Regions from separate parts of the Mus musculus genome. Here all the other regions are linked to region 1. The links are chromatin loops, found by intact Hi-C in ENCODE. Cell type or tissue: left cerebral cortex. All regions are shown on one strand.

Evidence for each region. Peaks named below come from ENCODE experiments on the same cell type or tissue, not always from the same donor. Only the 100,000 strongest peaks of a DNase experiment are listed, where the experiment ranks them.
Region 2: a loop joins it to region 1, with 3 times the contacts of the local background. A loop is called at or near these places in 6 of 42 quality-filtered maps.
Region 3: a loop joins it to region 1, with 6 times the contacts of the local background. A loop is called at or near these places in 17 of 42 quality-filtered maps.
Region 4: a loop joins it to region 1, with 7 times the contacts of the local background. A loop is called at or near these places in 5 of 42 quality-filtered maps.
Region 5: a loop joins it to region 1, with 8 times the contacts of the local background. A loop is called at or near these places in 6 of 42 quality-filtered maps.
Region 6: a loop joins it to region 1, with 8 times the contacts of the local background. A loop is called at or near these places in 2 of 42 quality-filtered maps.

The regions. Positions count from the first base shown.
Region 1 is chr1:55,958,661-55,962,660 of GRCm38, reverse strand. 9130227L01Rik (RIKEN cDNA 9130227L01 gene) reads right to left here. Exons shown (of 6, transcript NR_045837.1): 5 at 1,499-1,676. Among named protein-coding and RNA genes, the nearest start is that of 9130227L01Rik, 29 kb to the right of the region's middle. In left cerebral cortex, a CTCF peak has its summit at 2,177 (motif pointing left); DNase peaks (open chromatin) are centred at 2,164 and 3,524; H3K27ac peaks cover 1,297 bases.
Region 2 is chr1:55,903,421-55,907,420 of GRCm38, reverse strand. All of the region lies in intron 1 of Gm32949 (a long non-coding RNA gene), which reads right to left. Among named protein-coding and RNA genes, the nearest start is that of Gm32949, 17 kb to the right of the region's middle. In left cerebral cortex, a CTCF peak has its summit at 1,970 (motif pointing left); no DNase peak of the experiment used is centred here.
Region 3 is chr1:57,204,042-57,208,041 of GRCm38, reverse strand. It overlaps BC055402 (cDNA sequence BC055402), which reads left to right. Exons shown (of 7, transcript NR_037990.1): 5 at 1,143-1,328; 6 at 3,434-3,513. Among named protein-coding and RNA genes, the nearest start is that of BC055402, 9.0 kb to the left of the region's middle. In left cerebral cortex, a CTCF peak has its summit at 2,195 (motif pointing right); DNase peaks (open chromatin) are centred at 1,826 and 2,239; H3K4me3 peaks cover 193 bases.
Region 4 is chr1:56,243,446-56,247,445 of GRCm38, reverse strand. No RefSeq gene overlaps it. Among named protein-coding and RNA genes, the nearest start is that of 1700003I22Rik, 230 kb to the right of the region's middle. In left cerebral cortex, no CTCF peak of the experiment used is centred here; DNase peaks (open chromatin) are centred at 1,491, 1,833, 2,558 and 3,126; H3K27ac peaks cover 3,112 bases.
Region 5 is chr1:55,889,257-55,893,256 of GRCm38, reverse strand. The region is part of intron 1 of Gm32949 (a long non-coding RNA gene); the gene reads right to left. Among named protein-coding and RNA genes, the nearest start is that of Gm32949, 2.6 kb to the right of the region's middle. In left cerebral cortex, a CTCF peak has its summit at 2,333 (motif pointing left); DNase peaks (open chromatin) are centred at 1,122, 2,327, 3,027, 3,820 and 1 more place; H3K4me3 peaks cover 2,740 bases; H3K27ac peaks cover 3,874 bases.
Region 6 is chr1:57,267,504-57,271,503 of GRCm38, reverse strand. No RefSeq gene overlaps it. Among named protein-coding and RNA genes, the nearest start is that of BC055402, 55 kb to the right of the region's middle. In left cerebral cortex, CTCF peaks have their summits at 1,576 (motif pointing right) and 2,330; DNase peaks (open chromatin) are centred at 1,591 and 1,966.

The DNA of each region.
Region 1 (4,000 bases):
TTTGAAGGTGCACCCTTCCAACACTATATGCTGTTACTCTTAAAGCGTATTTATTTGTTTATTTACTTACAAACTTACTTTCTGACTTTTGGACATAAGGTCTCCCATGTTGTTCAGGCTTCCATAATCACACATGTGTACCCTGTGCCTGGCTTCCAACCCTTGATGTATGAGATAGTCCTTCAAGCCTATCAATAATTCCTCTGATTTATCATTACCCTGGTTCTCCCCACTGTAGGGCACCATGCTACCAATACAGTTGCAGTCAGATGCTAGCTCACTGTCTCTTCGGAACCTGCCAATGGCTCTCCACTTCATCCTGGAGGCCACAGTTCAGTTTGCGCCTCTTCAATCTTATCAGGTCTTCATAAGAAGATGCCTCTTGGCCTCATCCCCCACTGTTCGCCCTGGATCTGAAGTGTATCCTTTCTTTTGTGTTGAGAAATCTGCTTTCTTCTATAAACCAGCTCCCCAAAGTCTTAACATATGTCTTGTCCTTTAAAAGGGCAAGGCTAGCAGAAGGCAACTTTAGAGCTATTTAAGAAAGAAGGAAAGTTATCCATTGAGGAAAGAAGATATTACTTTTGAGTATCGAGATGAGGACTGTAGCATGAAATAGAAATATGAAGTCAATCCCACGCTACCACTACCGCCAGCTGGGCACCAGTGGGCAGGCCAGGCACTGGCGGGCAGGCCGACCTGTTCTCATGTTCTCATCTTGGGACTTACTTTCTCTCTCTCTCTCTCTCTCTCTCTCTCTCTCTCTCTTCAAAACTATTTCAAAACTATTTCAAAATTAACAGGTAACACAAGTGGCACCACAGCTAACCTCCTAATTTGTAAGTCATTCTAAGTTAAATCCCCCGGTAACGGATCCCAGTGGATCTGCCACCTGAACCAGGGGTCTCTGCTACCTACACTTTGACCTCCACCTGTCTTCCCGTCCAAAAACAAGACCTTTTTCTGCCTCCTCTTACCCTCTCAACCCAGAAGTCCCGCTTACCCCTTGCCCAGTGATTGATTCCTAGAAATATTCATTAGGGAAAGGTTCACAGGAAGTTACCTGAGTATGTGATTCACTCCTTATCCCAGGCAGCCCCTCCTAGGGAAGCAGAATTAGCATCAAGATACAAACAGCCCCAGGGCTACCCACAACAGAGGATGAAGGACTCATCATAGGTTTAAAAGCATGGAAGTCAACTGGTGATCTCAAGAGACTATCCTGGAGTGTGGAGGAGAGAAGGGAGGTGTTTGGGGACATCATTCAGATACAACTTGTGGAGGGACTCTGTTCGAAAATGGACCAATAAATGGGGAGATGGTAGGTTGAAACACGGGTGGAAAAAAGCAAGTGAAATTGTGACAGGAGAGCGAAATTTAAGATGAACAGAGAATGAGTTGCTTGGGCTGCTTTCAGAAGGGACGATAACGACGTGATCCACCAAGAAGGAGAGAGTAAACGCCTGGGAGGCAAGCAAAACTCTGAATATCGACTTACCCCACAACACATCAGGTTAGATGATTCTACAATCTCTCTGATGGGTAGCTATGAACTGATATAAAAAGCCATTGCGAGTGCACCAGATGCTGTTGGGAACCTCAGAAGTGTAGCCCTGTGAAGGGTCCATACCATGAAGTGGTCCTCGGAACTGCCATCCAAGTAGATTCTACTGGATCTGGGGAGAGGGAAGAAACAAGAAATGGGTAAAGGAGTGGAGTGTCACAGACATCCTTAAAGGTGATATTTCATTCTCACTAAAGATCGATTGTTTATAACCTTGGTTGTGGGCCACGTGATTGTATGTATTATCTATGGTTCTTCCCAGAAGTGAGACAGAGACAGCAAGACTGGGGGTATGATAATAAAACTCTGGGTATTATGCAACGTACCCTGAACTCCAAAAAAGAATGGCAGAAAGAAGGAAATCCCAAAAAGTACAAACATACCCACACAAGACAGAAGCTTTCTAAATTTCTATTAGCCTCCCCGGGAAGGCAAATGTCTGTCTCAATACCTGAGACTGTTTTTTACTCAATTGTGGCTGCATGTGCTTTAAAAATGAACTGTGGATTCTTTGCTGAGGAAATGTCTTGATAACATAATGAATATTAAATACATCTCAGACCCACACAGGCGGTTCAGTAGTCTTTTTGTGGCAGCTCAGGAGTGCCCCCTACAGGCTGACGTTTAGAACGCAAGTAGAGGACCGGGAAAAGAAGCGGCATGTCTGAGGAGTCTCAGGGAACCTCCAAGGAAGGTTAGATACCTCAGCTGAGGAAGGACAAGAGGAAACAGGCACACAGCATGAATTCTTACTTTTCACTTTTTTTTTCTTTTGTGAACAGTAAGAAGTGAAAAACTTGTGCATGCATTTTCCTTTATTCAAGCACTATCTCCTATCACCCACGATAGTGAAAACTCATTAGTATAAACTGCTTTCATCTTTTGGTTGAAATCAATATCAATATTTGAAAACCCATGAAAATCAGTAAAAATACGATTAGCTGCTACCCGTGCAAGGAAAAGAGACCCACCTGTATCTAGTATCAGAAATGATTTGCATTTGATATCTGTAACATAAAAAGGAAATGCAAACATGTTTCTTAAAATGAAGATAGGTGAGCTCTGGGCTGAAATTTTATTCCCTTTTTCATTAAAAAAAATTTTCACGGGCAGGGGGAAGGACTTTCATCTACTTAAAATATTAATAATTATAAAAATACAAGCCATTAAAAGGCATAAAAATATATGCTATGACTATCAGTAATTTTTTACATAATAATGTAAATGATACATGGATATGTATTTCTGTGCTGGTGCACAATATGATGCAGTGTATAAATATATTAAAATAAATTAGAAGTAGAAATTTTATAGCATATCACTTGACCCAATTTTTAAAATCCATATGTCCTGATAAATGTCACTGTAATTTCCATTTGAAAGAGGAAAGGAAGGGCAAAATATTCACTAAAACTCTTTAAATGTTTTACTAGAGAGATTTTTGAATACTAATAATAGTGCAGTTTAAGTTATGAATGTATTTGATTTTGTAACTATTAAATTAAAGCCCAGAATTACATAAGTGCTCAGCATGGACACAACATGTTTATCTAAATTAACAGCCTTTTTACATGATCTTTGAATAAATGCAGATCTTTGGAAAACTTCATTTAACATCATAAAATGTTCATTTAGAGTCAATTTCAGATACATTCATAAGATATACATAAATGTATGTGATTAAATTGACAGATTATGCTCACAACCCTTCTTACAAACAGTGTTTTTTCCTACAGAAAGAAGAAATCAAGGTCATGGTTTGGTGATTTGTTTCCCTTGTGAAATTTTATAACATATATAAATATATATGTCCCAATATTTAAATTGCATAACAACATTATGAGGTCTATGTTTTCCGTAGGTGATGAAAGTCAGTGTAGTTAAGAAGCGCTGTTCGACACGTCAGTCTCCCTCCGTGGTGTTCTAGTGTCTGGCCTAATCGCTTTGCCTCTGTTGTCCTCACTGTCACAACAGGCATGGGAGGTGCCCTGATGGAGTCAGAACTACAGAAACGCCTACTTTAAAAAATTAGTGTATAGGCCCCACAAGTCTATACTAGAGGTAGTTAGCTTGTGATTCACTTAGTCACCTTACAAAATATGGTCAAGTGTACTTTAAAACAAAAATTATAATTTTAATAATATGTAAAACATTCAGCACCATAATTATTCTATGAGTTTAAATGTTAAAAGTGAGGGGAGAAGAGGGTGGGAAAGAAAGAAAAGAAAGAAAGTGAGAAAGTGAGAAAGTGAGAAAGAAAGAAAGAAAGAAAGAAAGAAAGAAAGAAGCAAAACAGCCCAGTGATTTAGGCAAATTAAATATTTATTAAAAATGACATTGTTTCAGAAGAAAACCTTAATACACCCAAGCAATAAATATGCAATGTATGTGTATATGTGTGTGTGTGTGTGTATATATATATATATATATATATAT
Region 2 (4,000 bases), 55 kb after region 1:
ACACAAATATGCTACAAACCACAAAGCCACACCTCCACTATCATGGAACAGCATTGACATATAATCCATACTCCTTATTTTGCTGAGTGGCTGGGCAAACTAATAAGTGGTTACAAAGAAATAATTCATCTTTCCTGACCCAGCCAGACTTTTACCACATGAGTTATTGGAACTTGGTTATTATAACTCAATCTCGGTTATTATAACTCAAGATAGTCAAGCTTGTGTTAGTAAATTATTTTACTAATAAGTTCAACCATGCTATGCAGTAGCAACAAAGAGTCCCCCAAACCTCCATGGCTTAACACCATTCATGCTTTTCCTTGTTTGGACCTAAGTTCAAGTAACACTGCAGAGAAGTGTCTTCTCTACACTGGCCTGCCAAGACCCTAGATGCCTTTGGTTTTGTAGATTCATCTTCTCAGCCAAAGCTCCTTTAAGTTTATGAAGCAGAAGGTCACATAGCAATGTCACCACTACCCCTTTATGCGTCAGCCTGGAGGGGCATGCCACTTATACTCATAGTGATTGGCTAATTCTCACCACGTGGCAAGAAGCCTAGGCTAGGCAGTTCCAAGGGATCAATTACTGATGAGCTCTGGTTTGATCAATCAAAATCACTACATCATAAGTGTGATCAATCAAAATCACTACATTCTACTCTTCAGAAGAAATAGATCATTAGCAAACAGTGATAGCTCCAGCTTCCTAACTCCTTAGCAAACCACTGTGAACCAAAGCCACTCAGTGTCCTGTCTTCCTACCCAAACTCCCAAGCCTTCCTGACCAAGGAACAGTTTCCTCATCTGGTGTTTCTCCATATGCTCATGGCTGACCAGCAATAACGATGCAATCCATGTACCTCCCACCACAGTTAACCCTTTATATCTGGACTCTCGGGCCACAGGGCTGTCTTCACAGTGTCCCCACACTTGAGAACTATCATAGTCCATTTCCATAGTCTCTTACCAAACACTACCCACCATCAGGAGCCAAGAAAACTCAACTATCAGAGAGATTTTGCTTTTTGTAGTAAAACTTTATCGCAACCTCACAGAAAGCTCCTTGGTCTGCGCAATCGCAGCTTTCCTAAGCCTCATTTCGACACCTGTGCTGCTTTTCTTAGGTTAATTAGGAAGTGTGGGTCTTATTTGGACTTGGTGAGGGTGTGAGAGAGCACAGGAAATTTCCCCTAACATTTAAAAAAGCGCTCTAAGTTAATGTATACATCTGCAGGCTTCTGCTGTTTGCATTTGGTAGTGCGACATTACAAACCTGGAAAATACAACCTAAACTACAGGAGCATTTATGTTCACTTCAAAACTATTACTAGATCTCTCACTTTAGTGGGAACCTGTGAAATGTATAGTTTCACATTTTTTTTCTAGAAAATTAGAAGAAAAAACAGGTTTTATCCTATGTCTTGAAAATGCTCTGAAGACATTTTGCTATTTATTTAGAGCAGTGGTTCTCAAATTAAATTTGTAGAATAGACTTTTCAGATACATTAAAGATGAAGAGGGGTAACTCTTCTCCCCACATACATTCTGAGTATGTGTTTCGTGTGGTTGCACAGGTAATGGATTCTGTCTCAGCCAGTGTCACTACTGGTGTCCGAGCTACAAAGTGCTTGTGTCCCATGTACAGGAAACACATCCTATAGGATGATAAATCAAAGCACATTTCCTTTACTAATAGTAAGCTTTTAGTCACAATGTGCTCTAGGATAAGAAGGGTTTGCATTCATTCCAGAACAAGCATCTTGCCTGCTGCCTTTCACAGTGTGTTTTGCGATAAGAAGGATTTGCACTCTAGAGCAAGCATCTTGCCCTAATACAAAAAGAGGCACAGAAACAGCTCAGATGTTAAGATTCCTTGTTCTTCTTCTAAGGACCTAAATTCAGTTCTTGCCTCATTGGGACACTAACAAATTCCTCTAATTCTGCTAATAACTCTCAAGGATCTGATGCCCTCTTCTGGACTCTGTGGGTACTGCACTCACACATACACATACCCACACACAGACACGCACACACACACGCAGAAATAAACACAAAATAAGTTAAATTACACACATGATTAATAGAAGCCACTCTTAACAGTAAGTATGCATCTATTGCACAGTGCTATATAATACCAAAATCATGTAAAAGGAAGGCGCATGGAAAGAAGGTTTAAATGGAAGTTTATTTCATCGTTTCTTAGCTATAAAATAAAAAATGTATTAAAGGCAGAGGGTAAGCGAGCACAATACTCATTTTTTCATTCTTCATATTAATGTGGACATAAGACATATGTGTCAACTAAACTGAATTTAAGTAAACTCAACAAGTTATTGCATGCACTGTGCTTAGCAATGGCAAATCTAAATTTTAACTTAGTTTTACTCTAATTAATAGATAATTATTGAATAACAACTATATTCTAAATTCCAGAATAAATGTGAAAGTAACAAATTCAAACTCTTTTATTTATTATCATTACTATGTATGTGAGTGATACATGTATGGACACATGCAATGTGTGTGGAAGTCAGAGAAAACCTTTGCAGGTTTGGCTCTTTCCTCCACCCTATGTGGATTCTAAGATCAATGTGTCATCCTGCTTTTCTGGTGAGCACCTCCCCCACTGAGCTCCTTGCCGTCCCATAACACAAATTCGTGCCAAAGCTTACTTCCTCTTCTGAGGTGTCAACTATTAAACAGGCAGTTACAGTATTGTATGGTAGAACCAAGAGTTATATGATAATAGTGGAGAAGTTATTGGTTCCTAAAAAGATGCATCTAGACAGGCAAGGTTCAACATAGCTAAAACACAAACCAAAATAAAAATTCAGCACAAGGAAATAACAAGGGGGTGGGAAATGTTTTTTGAAATATGTTAACATTATAGATTTCCAAACTAGGGCTCAATCTATAAAGTGCTTGCTGTTCAACCGAGAGGAGCTCCCGAGACCTGCTTACCAATACCTACATACAAATCTGGGTTTAGTGCTGCAAGGTTGTGTTCCCAGCACGAGGGAAGTAAAGACAAAAAAAACTCCCAGATGTTCTCTGGCCAGTAGAATCAGTGAGCTCCAGGTTCAGTGAAAGACTTGTGTCAATAACTATGGGGGATTGTGCTAAAGGACAGTCAGTGCCAACCTTCGGTCAACACAGAACAGTACTGAAAAGCACGAGCATGTGCATGTGGATACATAGCACGCACACACACACACACACACACACACACACACACACACATCTAGAATGTTATCAGTGCATTAGTGCATTAGAACTTAAACTCACTGCTGTTTGAGGACATTTCTAAATTAGTTCTCTGCATGCCTTGAGTCACAGAAATTTGTATCTACTGGTCCAGGAAGAATAAAGCAAGTTGGAAATATTTTCATGACATTTATTCATCTATTTAATAAAAATCCATCCAAAAATCACTTTTGAGATGGACAGCTACAGTCTGCAAAATGATATATAAGTGTGGGCTTATTCTGCCTTTCAGGTTCAAGAGTTTAAAAGCAAATTTAATCATAACATAACTCATGGCCTTTATTCCTTTTCTTCGTAATAATGCTTCACATTTAAATAATATATTTTAGCTAAGAATACTTGGCTGTACCCAATCTCCATAGAGCTTCTGTTCCTTAAACATAAAGCAGTCTTCTTTGCACTTTAGAAAATTAAGTCACGTGCTCAACGTCCTGCAGATATTAAGACTGGGTATCACCAGGTAATCCTGCACGCTTACCTGAAGTCACACAGTTTCTACAAAGCCCAGCTATCATCCCCAAACACACAGTGTTGTAATGGAGAGTTATAAACAGTAATAGTTAACCAGTGTCCTGGATTTTCTCATTTAATTGTATTGCATCGGAAAATACCCGATGACAAAGCACAAACTGACAAGAGTCTAGACTTGAGTGTTTAGGGAACCAACTTTTCCAGTGGGAACAACAAGACCTGGAGAGGAGGAAGTTCTAAACCACACCTATAACTGGTAGCTG
Region 3 (4,000 bases), 1.2 Mb before region 1:
AATCCGAGTTTGCCAGTGGCCAGCTATCAAGGGAAATTGGGACCACTTTGGTAAATTACAGCCAACAAACAGATAGAGCCTGTGAATTTATTGGTTAGTCAATGAATTCTGGAAATTCATTGTATGGAGAAGACACAAATGTGTAGAAAGACACAGGCATGCCCATCAATGTTTGTGACATAACACTCAGGATATGCAGCTTATCCATGGGAGATACATTCTAGGATGGTCTGCATTTTCAGAGGCCATATCAATACTTACATGCATATACTTATAATAACACTCAGTTTATAAGTTAGGCACCATAAGAGATTGACAACAGTAACTACTAAAAAAAAGGACCATTATAACAGTGCACTGCAGTAAAGGCGAGGCAGATGTGGTTTCTTCCTGTGTCTTGTTATGCTTCTTGCTGTGTTCTCCTTGTGATAATATGAGATGATAAAATCCCTGAGTGACAAGACAAACGAGGACAGTGACATTGTCATTGATATATCCCGCTGTGCTACTATATAAAGATGATTGGAACCAAAGCACAGGGCACCGTAACAACCTGTCTGGTAACAAAAGCCTGCCAGCTAACCAAGAGGGCGATACATACAGCATGGATGATGGAGCCCGGCTGCCCCTCTAGGTGGAGTAGACAGACTGTCGCGAGAGTTCAACAGAACAGCACACAGCCTCTCAATTTCAAACACAGGAATTGTGTGTGTGTGTGTGTGTTTATGAAAGTTTTCAACAATGTTTTGGGATCACAGCTGACATTTCCTTGACACCCCAGAGAGAAGGGAGGGAAGCAAAGACAATTCTGATTAAAATATAAAATGTTGTTGGTCAGATGACTTCTATAGGGAATTTAGCAAAAAATTGGGTGTATATTCACTAGGCATTTTTTGCTTGCTCAGCACAATTCTCTTGCTCTGTCTCTCCCTCCCCTTCTTCCCCTCCCTCCCCTTGCTCCCCTCCCTGCCCTGAGTGTGACTTTGGAGAGCGTTTTGGTAGTTGAGGGAGATGGGAGGAGAGAATTCAAAGAGCAGTTTATTAATTCACAGGCTTACAGGCAGAATGAGTGCAGGGTCTGGGGTACCCATTGGCTTCTTGAACATATGACAGTTAATTCTCTATAATTCTGAATTTTCTAGCTTATAAAGAAGAGATAAATGCTGTGTCAAAAAAAAAAAAAAAAGCCAAGATGGTGAGTCACTCTAGAGGTAGCCTGTGTTGTAAAGAACAGGTCCTGGATGACCTCGGAATCTGGAGCAATGGGCACCTGATGACATGTGCCAATGTTAGCTGTCGCCAGCAGCCCTGCCTTCCAGCAGCATGGAGTGAGTTTTGGCTCAGTGTGCCTGTTTATGCCTGGGATTTTAAAGTCAAGAGCTTGGCTCCCTTCCCTTCCCTGCCAGGAGGTTCTCCAGTGGTGATTGTTAGGATCTACTAAGTACCTCCTCTCAAAGTTGTTGAAGGAGGCTTCCTATATGCTCAGTTAAAGGTATCACCTTTGCAGGAGTGGACGGTGATCTGGGAGTGCCTGGTTTCCAGATAGAAGTGGGGATGGTGGGATGGTACCTCGTAGGGTGTCCTTGTGGAGTTCTGTTTCTGGGTGATTACATTATTCATGATGAAGATAACGCTGCCTGCCTGCCTGCCTGCCGCCTTAATGTCCCTGCCATTTTGTTTTATGGGAGTGTTTTTGTTCTAATGTCACCCTCTTAGAACATCTTGGATTCCTTGGCTTGGGAACTCCCAGTGAAACTCAGGCTGCAAAGGCAGGGGACAGGCCCTGGATGGGTGCCGCGGTGGCTTGTAGGAGCTCTCTAAAATCTCCAGTTTGGCTCAGGTATTCGTTTTGTCTTTGGATGCCTTGCCCAACTACAGTCAAACCGAAATCTTTCAAAACCTTCTTCAGAGTTTCCTCTTCCCTGTGTCTTGTCATCGGAGCTTCTAGGCTAGAGAGGTTTTCTTCTCTGTGCCTTTTACTTCAATGTATTTTTGCCTCTGGTGATAGTTCATTAAAACGACTTAGCAACAATGGTAAAATAAAACGAATCGTCTTGCCTCCCAGTAGTAATTTTTTGTAGTCATAATTTTTCTGAACTGACAAATAAGTTTAAAAACTAAAATTACCCCCCACCCACATCCCCTTGTTATACAAAGGTGGGTGATTTTCACCTTCCAGCCAAGTTCGTCTGGCAGCAATGTGCCTTATGGACAGCAGGGGGCAGTGTTCATCTTTAAATAGTATGAGCCAAGCAGGCGCTCTCCCAGAGCCGCCAAACACCCTTGGTGTCCAAGGAGACTGGGCCCCCAGAGCAAACACTGGATTCTTTCAAACACAGATTTCCTGAATACAAATCTTATGGCCTGGTATGTCTAGATTTGCATTGATTTGTGACATTAAAACAAAAGCACTCCCATAAAACGAAATGACAGGGACATTAAGGCAGCAGGCAGCGTTATCTTCATCGTGAGTAATGTAATCACTTAGGGCTGTTGGGTCCGTCACCCAGAAACTGAAAAGCAGCCTGGGGTTATCAGAGGAGCTAACCTGGGAGTTTTGTTTCTCTTTCATCTTGCTTCTTGTCATCACCCAAAAGGGCAGATCAAAGAACTCTTGTCCGAGCAAGGAAATCCCCTGACCTGGGGACCCTTCATTCACTCTTCCAGAGCAGGAGCAGGCAAGCAGTCCACTATGTGGTGACTTGAATTTTGAACAACAACAACAAAAAGCTAGAATTATGACACATTTGTCACTCAACTTTTGAACAGTCGGGTAGTAGACATTAAGCTTAATATGATCAAGATTTGGGGCAGGGAAGTGGAGGTGGGGGTGGGGGTGCACTGTAGACATCTTTAAAGCTTTAGTGCCCTGTGGAAAGCAACTGCGAAGAGGTAGAGAGGAAGGAGACTGCTTGGCCTCAGAGCCACCTGGAGGCAGGCAGTGACATCTCTGAATAGGGTGAAGTGTCCTGTCTCCTGTCATGTGCCTTCCACTCCCCTGTTTCGGCTGAAGCCTGGACTCCTCTTCGAATATTCAGTCCCTACTTTATTCGGTGGGGAATATAAGGAAATTATTTAGGGTTACCTGTTTTTCCAAATTTGGGGGATTTAATTTTCTTTCCAGAACATGTCCCCACTGTCTTCCTACACTGTGCTTCATGTGACCTACAGTTTCTTGCAGTGTGTGACACATTTTATTATGCCGTTACAAAATCTAACTGAAATATCTGGGCATGGTGTGTTGACAAAGGCTTCAGGATCCTTCAAGATACTGGAAAGAAAGGGCCTTAAGGGAGGGAGGGAGGGAGGGGAAGGGAAGGGAAGTGAGGAAGAGAGGGGAGGGAGGAGAAGAGAGGGAAGGGGGGAGGGGAGGTAATTTAGCAGATACCTTCTCTTGCTTTCCTCAATTGCTATTATTTGTCCTTGGATTCAGCTTCAAGCTGTAGCAGCTGTGCTGTGAGTCAGACTTCCTTCAGAGCTAAGGGATTCAAAGCCCTGCGATTCTGGACACAGGTAAGTGCACAATTAGTCATCTGACCTTGAGCTGTGTTTCACAATCCCCTGTCCAGCGTTAAGGCTGCATATGTGTGTGTTTAATGAGTAAGACCCATAAGGTTTGGAAAAGGCAAAGCAACACCCTAGATTTATATATTCCATTAAACATGATCTTCGCAGGCTAATTAGTTAGTAATTTCACCCTTGCTTGTAATATAAACCATTTTATGCTCAATAATAATAAAATCTATGTAAACCAGGCTCTTTATTAATAAACATTATGTGCTTCTGGCTTTCAAATAAAATAATGCTCCCCGTGCTCTCCCCCTTATCATGCCTAGACTAATCACCCAGTAAAAATCAAACAACTAAAACACTGTTTTTTATCTCATGCTGTAGAAAAACAATACAGGGACATCCACAGCCTCAGGACTAGACACGAACCAGAGAAAGCTGGGCTGGGGAGAGATCCAAATTGTTATTTCAGTGTTTGGTATTGAGAAAC
Region 4 (4,000 bases), 280 kb before region 1:
TAAATCTATTATTGACTTCATCCTCTCAACCTTTCCAATTCCCTTTATCATTTGTCAGCATATATGATTTGTATATGCCGAGGCAGATTGGGAATTGTAGACCAGCTCTTTGGTTATGTTTTAAAGAGGCACCACATTTCAAATTGGCTATGACAGACTTTGGTCCTGCACATCAAACACATTAATAACCCCCTTTCCCCTGGCCATGGCTGCTTATCGCTCTGCACTGAAGCAATAAGCAGGCCTGCAAATATATTCTATCGCATTAGAACTACTTCTGCCTTCGTAAATAAAACTCTGTCCTCTTAAAAACATTCTCTGGTTTGCCTTTAAGAATAGTTCTCCCTTTCTTGTGGGGAAGAGGACAGCTCTTGAGGGACACATAGGTAAGACTAGAAAAGAAAGTTTCATCATAACTATGTGTGTTGTAGTGTGTTTGCTTTTCAAAAGCTTGCATGTGTGTGAATGTACCTTTGCAAGGGAAGGTTTATATTTCAATACACATATGATATATGCAATTTTTGAATTTAAATATATGATAACATTGCTTTCCTAGTAGTTTATTGCTATCACCTGTGCATTTATGGGAGGGCTAATGCCTTCCAGAGATGTAGGCGAATATCTGAATCTATGAGGAAGTACCTTTTTAGTACAATTAATGATAAAATCCCATAATTTGCTCTCCTGCTAATTTAAAGTCTATGAATAAAATAGGCAACATTCCTTCAGAGTGTACAGTTAAACATGCGAGTTTTTAGCCTATATAAATGTAACATTGGTCATATTTTTGAAAATAATGATTTTACTTTTAGTCTTAAAAATAAAGCAAGAAAACATAAAATTGAAGTGCCCCTTTCTTCTTTTTGTATTTTGTTTGCGTCTGAATTGTTTCTTCATTTCAAATGACTCTTTAAAACACATTTGGCAGTCAGTTCCCCTCGTCATTCAAAGAGTTTGTGACAAGGGAGAAGCTGGCTAGATACCATCGGTCCTTTTAAAATGTATTAGTCTTTAACCGCCTGTCTTCTCCTCTAAATTTTAAGGATATATATTTGCTTAATGAATTTATTATGAACCTACTACTGCATACTTTAACATATCTCAAGGTTTAATAAGACCTTGTCGCCATGATGGGAATTAGCTTATTTGCTCAAGCTTTGCCACTTTTACCCCAGTGGACTTACATGGACAAATGCAACTCACTATGAAGAATGAGTCATATGTATATATATATATATATATAATTTTGGTTGTAAGCCTAGCATTTAATGCCTGAGACATCTCTACAGCCTAAAGAATTAGTCTTTTCTACAGTGGACTTTGTCACTAAACTCATGGCAAAGTTGTCTTTTGCTTTATATGTAAGTCCCCGGGAAGAAGGAAGCAGACTTTGATGTTGTTTTACTCTTGTGATACACTTTATGTTCCTAGACTTTCCATCTCAGCAGTATGGCTTGGCCACTGAGACACCAGCACTTGGTGATCTATTTCCTAAGTCTTTCCTCTGCTAATAGCTGTTCACCAGAGTACAGGTTGCATTTGCAAACTTAGCTTTTTGAACTGACAGGATATTCTTTTAAAGCCATAAGACCATATTATATGAGGGTGATTTCTAGCTTCTGCAGACATGAGGAATCTTGGTGAGCTCTGATTTACCGTGATTTCACTTTAACCACACAGAGCATCTATAGAAATAAAACCTTTGTGGTAACTTTGTTTCCTTCCACTTCACTTGGAACCCTCATCTCAAAACTGCTGTGGAAAGGGCAAGGTTCTCTCCCTCGTTCAGAAATGTTGACACTGTCTCGAGGGCAGTGGGTGGAAGAAGAAGTATAATGGGAGGTGACAACCAGAGACCCATGTAGCAGTTCTTGGCTCATAGAGATGGAGTAATGCTCATGGACTGGGAGGAGACTAAAAAGCAGTGGGAACGTCAACAGCGTGGCAACACTGTAGTGAGAGAACAGATCACAATGTACAAGTGTGGGATACTAAAGACACATAAAAGTTTGAGATTTAGAATGAATAGAGCACTTAGTAATTGAGTGGTTGCACTATGAAAAATAAAGAAATTACTCTGTAGCAATCAGAGTCCATTCATTCAAAAAATGTCTGAAAAGTTGCTGTATATTGGACATTAGACATGTTCTAAGGGTGAAATGATAATTGGCAAGTCATATGCACTCCCTTGTGTAACTTTAGACCTAAAAGATGAACACCGATAAGGTAGTAACTTCATTGTCTGTAATGAACCAGTGCTAGGCAGCCAATGTATTATTGATAGTGAAAGATGGATTAATGAATTTGAAGTTTACAGTGTCATGTCTATCAAACCATCATGTCACATGCCTTGACTATAGTCAACCTATTTACCAATTATTTACCTTAGAATAAAATATACATTCCCAAGTACAACAGTAAGATGGCAAGGTGATAGGAGGGCAGATCAGAAGGAAATGGCTTTGTCTATGGACCCTGAAGGAGTTTCAGTGAAACTCGAAGAATAAACAGACGATACAAACTGTCCCTGTCAACATTAAAGGGCCCAGGCATTAAAACCAACATAGGTTTTGGGGTTGGGATTATGGACTTCCTAAAAGAAAATTAATTGTTTTCTGTATCTGAAATGACTGTTAATTCACCACTGCATATGCTATTCGTATCTCACAATATAACACTCGCAGGCAGTAGTTTTACTATGTATCTATAAACTTCAGTTTTCAGTTTAAAATCTCAGATGTTTCCATTTGCATTTAGCTAAAAATTGGCAAGAAGATTGTCATCTCTGATCCAACTTTTTTAATGGAAAACTAATTTTGATTTATGGGGTGGCAAAAATATAAACATTTTAGATAAATCTTTTGCCAATTTCTAGATTAAAAAAACAGTTTTAACTGTTAACTTTGGCCTTTTGAAGGATTATTTTTAACTGAACATGTCAATGTTTTTACCCTACACTGCTTTTTCTTTGTCAGTTCACACAGTAGTACCTTGCTCTGTTTCACAGTCCATGACTCGCTTCTGAGACCCATTCCCAGCAGCAATGTTACAGTCTGAACCCCAGGTCTCCACACCATCAGCCTGTGCTCAGGCAAAAGTAGGCTCATTCCTAGGTCTTTATAGAAAATGTAGACATGCTTTTAAAATAAACATGATAATCATTTTTGTTTTTAATAAAATCCAATAAGGACACGTATGCCTGCGGCTTCAGGATCTCATCAGTGAGCCTTGTTTGTCTCGGGGACCTTAGTAATAGAAGGAAACAGCCTCTTTAGGGGCTACCAGCACTATCCAAGATCAGAACATCCAAGTTTGCTAAGCCCCCAAAGCAAAACTAAATTGGTTCCAACAGAACCTCTGACTTATAACCTTCTTTTCCTACACAATTCAGTTTTATGGAATAAACAGACAATAATGAAGATAACCCTGCATCTTTAAGCAAACTGACCCTTCTGCTTTTATCTCTCATAGCACATAACACTGTGGTCTTTCCCTTAAAGCATTCCCAAACTTTATATTGTAGTCTCACTTAATTATTAGCTCTTATCTTAAAGATGTATTAATATTTTAATGAGTAATAACTGATAACAGTTGACCTATTTTAGAGGCCAGTTCAGTAAGAATATGTTAATAATTCTGCTCACTGCAGAAAAGTATTGATTATTTTGAAGAATAATTTAAATTGAATTAGAATTCACATGAAATATAATGGTTAATCTTTTTCTCAAGTTCCATTAACTTATGGTTTTATATATTTCACTCTTTCAATTGTATGCTATATTCCTCAGATATAATTTTAAGATTCAGAAATGTTTTATGTATTGACATATGTAGACATATACAAGTCCTTCTCTGGCTATTTTGGAATGTAAAATACATTATTATTAATCATAATCTGCTTCCAGTATAATAGAAGACATATAATGATTTTACCACTTTATACTTGTTTAAAATTATATAGACATGTAAATGTGTTTAGATGCTATATATGTATGTATGT
Region 5 (4,000 bases), 69 kb after region 1:
GATGGGACAGTGCAGGGTTTACCTAGTTCACAAGCAATGTTACATTTCTGATGGCAGGATTGCGAAAGCACCACTCCCCCCCCCCACCAGTCCCTCTCCCTCTCCCTCTCCCTCTCCCTCTCCCTCTCCCTCTCCCTCTCCCTCTCCCTCTCCCTCTCCCTCTCCCCCTCCCTACACACACACACACACACACACACTCATTTTCAGCCCCCTCCCCAACACCTGTGGTGGATGACACTTTCTGTGTTTCTTGTCAGAGCCCTTGATGGTGGTACAGCCATCACAGTGCATGTGGCTCTGTGGCAGAAGAGGCGCAACAAGGCTCCTTTTTTAAGACTTGTTTTAGTGCGAACTTTTGCTTTGTTTGATTTTAGTCTTGTCTTTTCGTACATCTACTTAAAGCCCAGCAGTGCGAGCTACCTTTGTGTCTACTGCACACATCCAGAAAGCTGCTTCTATTTAGAATATGGAAATAATCTGAGGAACGAAGAAGAGGGATCAAACACATTTAAATATGTAGAGTTGCATGCCATTCTTTTTCCCACAGTTATTCCTACCTGACTTTCAAACCAACAATCCTAAGTGTCAAATTCAATTGCAAGAGATTCCCATTCATGCCTTTTACTTACTGGGTTGTTGAAGAAGAAGAAGAAGAAGAAGAAGAAGAAGAAGAAGAAGAAGAAGAAGAAGAAGAAGAAGAAGAAAATTTCTTTTTTCCAAGAAGATTAATGAAAGTAAGTTAAAGTGAAGTGAAGCACATTTGATCTTGTAATATCTGGCACAGGAACACAATGTTTATAAACCCTCTTTTTTTTTTTTTTATCAATCTACTGTTTTTTCTCAAGTGCCACGTATACACTATTACCTGTTTCTTGAGGGTGGTCACTGCAGTCTGTATGACAAGGTCTTGTGAGTACATGGTGCTGAGAAATAGATATATTAACCAGGGGACAGATCCAGACTCTGAGACACTAACCCTTCTCTCCAAGAAGCTCATAAAATGAGAGTAAAAGTCTCTGCTGTAAATTCATCAGTGAGCAGTCGTCGGATGGGGCCCTTCTTTGAAACTTTTCTGATTCATAAATAATATAGTAGTTTATAAAGAGGACATTTTGTGGGCAGCGGGTAGGCAGCAGCCTCACGATGCATCTGTTGTCACAGAACCCGGGAGAGCTGAATCAGGAGCCGCAGCATTGGGATGGGAAAGATGCATAGGAAACACTGCTGAAATAATGATTAACCCACAGTACCAAGGCTTTCCTTGGGGGAAGCCTGAGTCATGAATGGACTCGATGAAAGGAACCTGCCTGTGTCAAGAAATTCGGGACGCTTACCTGGACTTGTTTCGAAAGATACCAAATGCAATTTTTGATAATTTTGTCCAAAGCCTTGAAAAGATGTATCCATATTCTTTAATTACTAGGTAATTTTTAAAAGTTGTTTTCAAATATATTGTTTGTGAATTTTTTAAAAGAATCTATCTTTAGAATTGTACTGAATGGGGAATTTGACTTAATATAGTATTCAATATGAAGTTAAATTAACCAAAAACATGATGTCTTTTGTGCTCTTCTTTTTTTCTGACCCTGACCTCACCCCTATTTTCTCCTGGCACCCAGAACATGAACATAGCCAAAAGAAAAGAAAGGGTTTGTGTCACATTTTCTCCATTATTTCTCTTTTAGGTCCAGAAATTATTCCTCAGATTTCACTTGCTCAGTTCAATGTGTCTAAGCTGGAAAGAACGAATTGAGAGATGTATTTCTATACAAGAATCTCAACAGGGAAGCGTGGTTTGCTTCAGAGTTACTCCGAATGAGATAAAAATCCAGCTTTGCGTCTCAATCTCGACAGTGATAAATAGATCCTACCACAGCTGGGGATCGTGGTGGGGCTCCCAGCAGACAGGAGATCTTTAACCTCCTCAGATAAGAGCAGCACAATTATATCTATAGATTTCCAACAATACAAACTTAGAAATGTCATGCAATTAGTCTGCCATTTGCCCCCATCAGCTGGAAACATATTTTGCCAATGTGAGGGAAGAAATGAACTAAAAATCTCGCAAATGCTGATATTGCACAGCGAGTAAACCGCACAGCCTCTAGGTAAAGAGAGGGTGTACCAAGCCAAAGCACCTGCCCTGTGCCGCGTCCCGGGATTTCCAAACTGGTTTGGAATATTTTGTTGTCATTTACATGATAGCCTTAACACAAAAGTCTACACCGTCGTGTAAGTCCATTCTGGTCCATTCTGTTGGGCTGAGCCTTACAGTCGTGGCTAGAAACACAAGCCTTTAGCCCATTTCCCAGCAAACGTTGACTATGGTGCCATCTTCTGGTACCATGAATTCAGTAGTTGCTGTGTTCCACCTGAAACTGCAGAGCTTTCCTGATTTGGAGAATGAATCAGCTGCAGTCAGGTTTTTCAAACAGGTAAGTATTTATTTGTAAGTGTGATGCTGAGCTTTTTTGAACCGACAGCTCAGCTCTGAGGTTTCTGTCCCTCTGAATATTCAGCTGTGTTACGTGGAAAGCTTCTTGTTCGGTCTCCGAGTTTCTCTTTGCCGCTATTGCATTCTTATCTTTTTGGAGTGTTTCCCCTTCCCAAAGAACTGTTTCTCCGTACACACGTTTTGGTGCAGGTCTCTGCTTCTTGTGGGTTTTGGCCCCTTCACTTCTACTGGTAACACCTGAATTTGTTTCCTACTCTGACCCTGCAACTCATTCCTATCCTCGGGTTTCTTTCTCTTACCTCTTAATGTCTCTTCACTGAAACCACCGTTATCGGGTTTTTTGGGTTTTGGTTTTTGTTTTTTGTTTTTAACATTATGCAAACAAGTAAAAGGTAACAAAATGTCGATCCTGTAACTGCTCTGAAGCCGTGAAGCCCTAGCTGCTGTTGCTGAGCGTTGGAAAGGAGGCTCCATCTTTTCATGTGCATTCGGCAACAGATAAATAACCAAAATAGTACTGTCTCTTTCAACCTTTCAATATGTTCAGTACAGTTAAACACCAAATGGAGTAATGGAAACACACAGGGGAGTTACAGATCTTTGCAGTGTTTTGCGATCCACCAGAAAGGGAAGACTGGCAGTGCTGTGCCCAGGCTGGGGGATCAGGATACAGAAGGAGAAATAATTAGGTGAGCTAGTCCTAACAAAGGCACACGAAACAGGGTAGTGGAGGGAATGGGAGTCCATAAAGGAAGAACTTGTAAATTCCCGATTAAAAGAATACACAAAAGACATTCAAGTATTTGGTTTTCTAAAATAAAATTTTAAAAAAAAGATTAAGGAAAGAAAAAGTTATGGTTTTTTGTTTTATTTATATTTTTTGTTTTTGTTTTTAATTGGGCTTGTAAAATTTTAATCAGGGAGACATATGAGTGACAAATAAGGTGTGGTAAATGAGAAAAATTGAAAAGAGAAAACAAGGTGGACAGACACTGATCCCAAAAGAGGAAACCTCAACAAGGGGAGCAGGGAGCAAGGCCCAGGTGAGGCTGGAAAGCCTGGGCCCAAACCTTCAACTTTTTTTTAACCTTACCCTGGGAAGGAAGGAGCCAAAATAGCACTTGTTTCCTAAGGCAGTGAATGAGAGCAGTGTGCCTGCCAGACCAATGCAGAAAGCAGAGCAGGGCTCAACCAACCTGGCTTCACCAACAACTGAGCCAGAACAGGTTCTGTGCCGTGCACACCTCTGTTGCAGAAGAGCCCATGCATGCGTCTCTGTTCCCTGCTTCACCACCACAGTGTCTTAACCCCACTCCACATCTCAGACAGTGCTTCCCACACTTGGCCCCCTGGCACCCCTTGGGAACGTTTATAAGTCTTTAGGCCAGGGACGGGAAAGATGGCGTGGCTTACGTGCTTATACTGCTCTTGCAGAAGGGTCTAAGTTCATTTCTCAGCAACCATGTCAGACAGCTTACAGCCGAATGCACCTACAGTTTCAGGGAGATCTGAAGCTTCTGGCCTCCACTGGCACCTGCACTAACG
Region 6 (4,000 bases), 1.3 Mb before region 1:
ATGCAACCAAGGGCTCGGTGTTGATACTAACTCATTTTCTTCTCATTTGTACTTTACTCGCTTAGCTTGTGGTTTTTGTATTAACAGATTATATATTCTCTTTGACATTTATAGTTTTGTTTCCATTTAGAGAGTTGTTGGGGAATAAGAATGGATAATGTAATAAAAACCATAGAGAGTTTGTCAGTGCATCCCTTTCCTTTCCTTTCCTTTCCTTTCCTTTCCTTTCCTTTCCTTTCCTTTCCTTTCCTTTCCTTTCCTTTCCTTTCCTTTCCTTTCCTTTCCTTCCCTTCCCTTCCCTTCCCTTCCCTTCCCTTCCCTTCCCTTCCCTTCCCTTCCCTTCCCTTCCCTTCCCTTCCCTTCCCTTCCCTTCCCTTCCCTTCTCGTTCCTTCCCTTTCCTTTTTCTTTTTGCATAGCAGCTTGTGGCTCAAGATGCAAACTTCTCCCTTTTGAAGAATGAATGTTCTCTTAGTCCTATAATACTTACTTGTCGTTCTTTCCTAGCCCTCTTCCTCGGCTGGGCAGGTGATGTTTATTAACTGTGCTAGGTCCCTATCATTTCACTGCATAGACACATCTGCAGCCAGTTAGTTTTCTGACCTCATAGGCACTAAAATGTCCTTGAAGGCTAACTGCTTTAGAAAAAGTGGGGTTGGCGTGGTCCAGCAATGGCACATGGTTACATAAAACTATCATCTCTAGTAAACACAAAGGGTTTCTGGAAAGTGATGAATGCTGTTCTCTATATATGTTTAGATTCATGTTCATTTTCCTTCATAATGTCTACCCTAATATTTTGCAAGAATGTGACGAAGGTAAATACCCAGATAAGAGATACAAGAAGCCTTGTGTGCATGTTTTGGCATCACTATTTAATCTGACTTGTGGAATGTCAACCAAGACTCTGCTGATATTATATCATATGGTTTTTCTCAACACGTCCCCTGACGTAGATGACCCCAAGTTCCCCAATTCTGTTGAATCAGTGTTAACTCTCTCCTGTCATATCTCCTGTTATGCAAGGTCATAACTCAGTCTTAACCCTAGGCAATGCTCTTGAACCTAAGCTAGGACTCCAGATTCCTTCTCCTTCATCTGGTCAGCCTTTGCCTCTGGTGTCCTGTGATGCAGTTAAAATCTCTGTGTATGTTTAGTGAGTTAGCCTGTTCCTCCTTTAGCAGTTTTATAGGAGGACCACACTCCTAGATGCTGAGAATTTCTTCAGAAGTCCCCTCTGGATCTGTCCTTCCTGAGGCGGTTGCACTCTGAGGCATTGCCCAAGTAGTCCTTTCTGTACCTGGGAGATGTGTTGGCATCCAGTTTTGTGACCCCCCTCCTTGGACTGTCTGTGCATCCTGTGCAGGCCCGAGCACAGCCCTGTTTTCTCAACGAGGGACGCAAAGGACAAGCCCACAGCACCAGGTGCCGCCCAACTGAACTTCCGCCGAGTTGACTAATAAACTTAATTGGAAAAAAATCTGAAATCAGTCCCGCCACTCTGAAAAACCAAGTCAGCCCCAGGACTCCGAAGTTCCTCAGCAGTGTCTAAATCACGGAGTAAAACCACCACCAGGTGGGGCCAAAACTGCAGTTACGACCAGGGCTGATCTGGATCTGTAGCCCAGACTCCTGGCTGGCTCACCCTGCAGATACTTAGTCACTTAGTTTGGTTTGAATTCACCTCCCCACATTCTGCGCAATTACAGATTTGGGCTCTGACATGCTGAATTGTGGCAGGGGTTTGTTGACCTACTCTTGTTTGTTTTGCTGGCTAGACTGTAAGGTCCCTGAGGATAAAACGTCATTTCCAAGTGTTTACTGAACATGTACTGTCTTTCAGTGGGAGCAGAGTAACCATTTAGGATAAGGACATGTAAGCCACAGGTGCCTTTACTTACACAAAAACCCTGTAGGGTGCCGTGTTCACAGGCTGTCTATGCACACAACTGTATACTTTTGTAAAGTCTGCTAAAGAAAGATGTTCTGGGCACAGATGGTTGAAACCGCCCACTGTCTTTTCCTACCTCTTTTTGTTTTCTTTTGTTTTATGGCTTTGGTATGGCAACAGCCAAGGCCAGCATCTTGGGTTTGTAACCAGTATACCACCTGTGTCCTGCACCTGTATGTGGCTCAATACTCTGGTGTTCCTGTCATGAGACCCGGAAGGCCTTAAAGGAAAACAACTCAGTTTCCATTGAACTGGGCTCTACTGGTGGTGCACGTGGCTCTTGGAATGTCGCTGAACATTTTAGGAGACATATAAGGGGAAGCTCTGCTGACTGTAATTACGACCAGTAGGGTATAGTTATGCAGCTCAGAGTCTCTTCCACATGGAGTTAAGTTCTTACCAGCTCTTCTAGTTAAAAACAAAATGGATTCCAGGAATTCTCCATAGCTCCCCCAGAGGTGAGATGCTCAAAGCAGAGTTGAAACGCTTCACAAATGCACTAGAATTGGGCAAGACAGGGAGAAGGATCAAGACTAAAGACAGATGAAGTCAGGGCTGGTTTGTGGAATTTTTAGTTCAGAAGCATGAGTCTGTAAGTAAAGGGTGGATCTCTTAGCTGTCTGTCCCCACTCCATCGGGAGCCTGAACTACAGAACATCTGAGCTGCTATGGGCTCACAGTTACAAATACAGAGGCATATTCAGCATTATTCAGTTCACCATGATGATCGTGTGGAGTAGAATTTACCAGAACTTCTGGTTTTGGCAAACCTGTCTCTGGGAAAACCAGCGAGGACAAGCAACAAGGGTGGGAAGCTGTGCTTTAGTTTTGCATCCCAAACACTAACAGCTAGTCCAGGCACTCAGGAGCAAGAGCCAGGCAACTATCTGTGAGTTCAAGACCAGCCAGGGCTATAGTGAGACCCTATCTCACGAAAAGAAAAGGAACAACACTGACCAACCAAGAGCAGGTGTCTCCCTCCTGACTGTCTAGAAGGAAAGATGAACGAGCTTTGCAGTCTCTTAAAATGACAACGGGAAAGTAGGAAAGGATAGCCCTGGGAAGTGCAACTCAAGCGTGTCACTGAAAAACACATGCAGAAAGGGACGAAGAGATCAGTTTCATTATTTTGAAAGACAATTTAAGCCCTGGTACCATTCTCAGGTTTTAAGTGTGATTGCTTGAAGTAAGTCACTGGCTGCCAATCCTCATTACCTGGGACACACATCTCACACAGGTGTCTATCTACTCACACACAAATTAATAAATTCCAAAAAAGTGTAATTTCTCATGATTTACTCCTAAGCTCATTTTCAAGCAAAGTTTAGGGCAGTTTGCCTTACAGTTTATGCTCAGAGTTGTACAAGCTTCAGGTGTAACAGAGCTGGGTCTGACCTGTGTGCACAATGAGTACATGACACACACACCCCCTGAGTCCTGGCAGCATGCCTCCAAGGCAGGTGTGGTTATCACCCTGCAGATGCAGCAGCTGAGGTCAGGGAAATTCAGGGGTCCCCTTGATAAACTGCTTGTAAGTCACATGACCAGCGTCTGGCTCAGTCTGTCCTTCCTAATGTGCTGAGTCAGTGACTGCTCCTGTAAACGATGGCAAGGCCATTTCCCCTGAAATGTCCCCTATGAGCAAACAGGTTAGGTGATAGGTTCCACCATGCCTGGCCTCTCTTCCCTTGTCTGTATGCCTTTTATTTAACTTCTGAAGTGCACACTGTCCTTACACACATCTATTCCATTTACAGCCTCAGGATTCCGTGAGTGTTCAGTGAGTTCATTTTCATAGGCTAGTAACTCTGAGAGGCACTCAGAGCAGCTTCTTAACTTAAACACTTTCTTTGGCTGGGCAGAGGGAAAGTCTGGGGACTGTGGAAAGTGGGGCTCATCATTAGCAACCAGGAGTATTAGGACCATGCAATTGACAACATAGCCTGATGCCCTGGATCTCACACTTCACAAGAATTCCCTGGTAGCTACGGCAAGGATCAGATGCCCCGGGGGAGGAGTATTCATGCCATCAATGTACTGGTTTCCTAGGT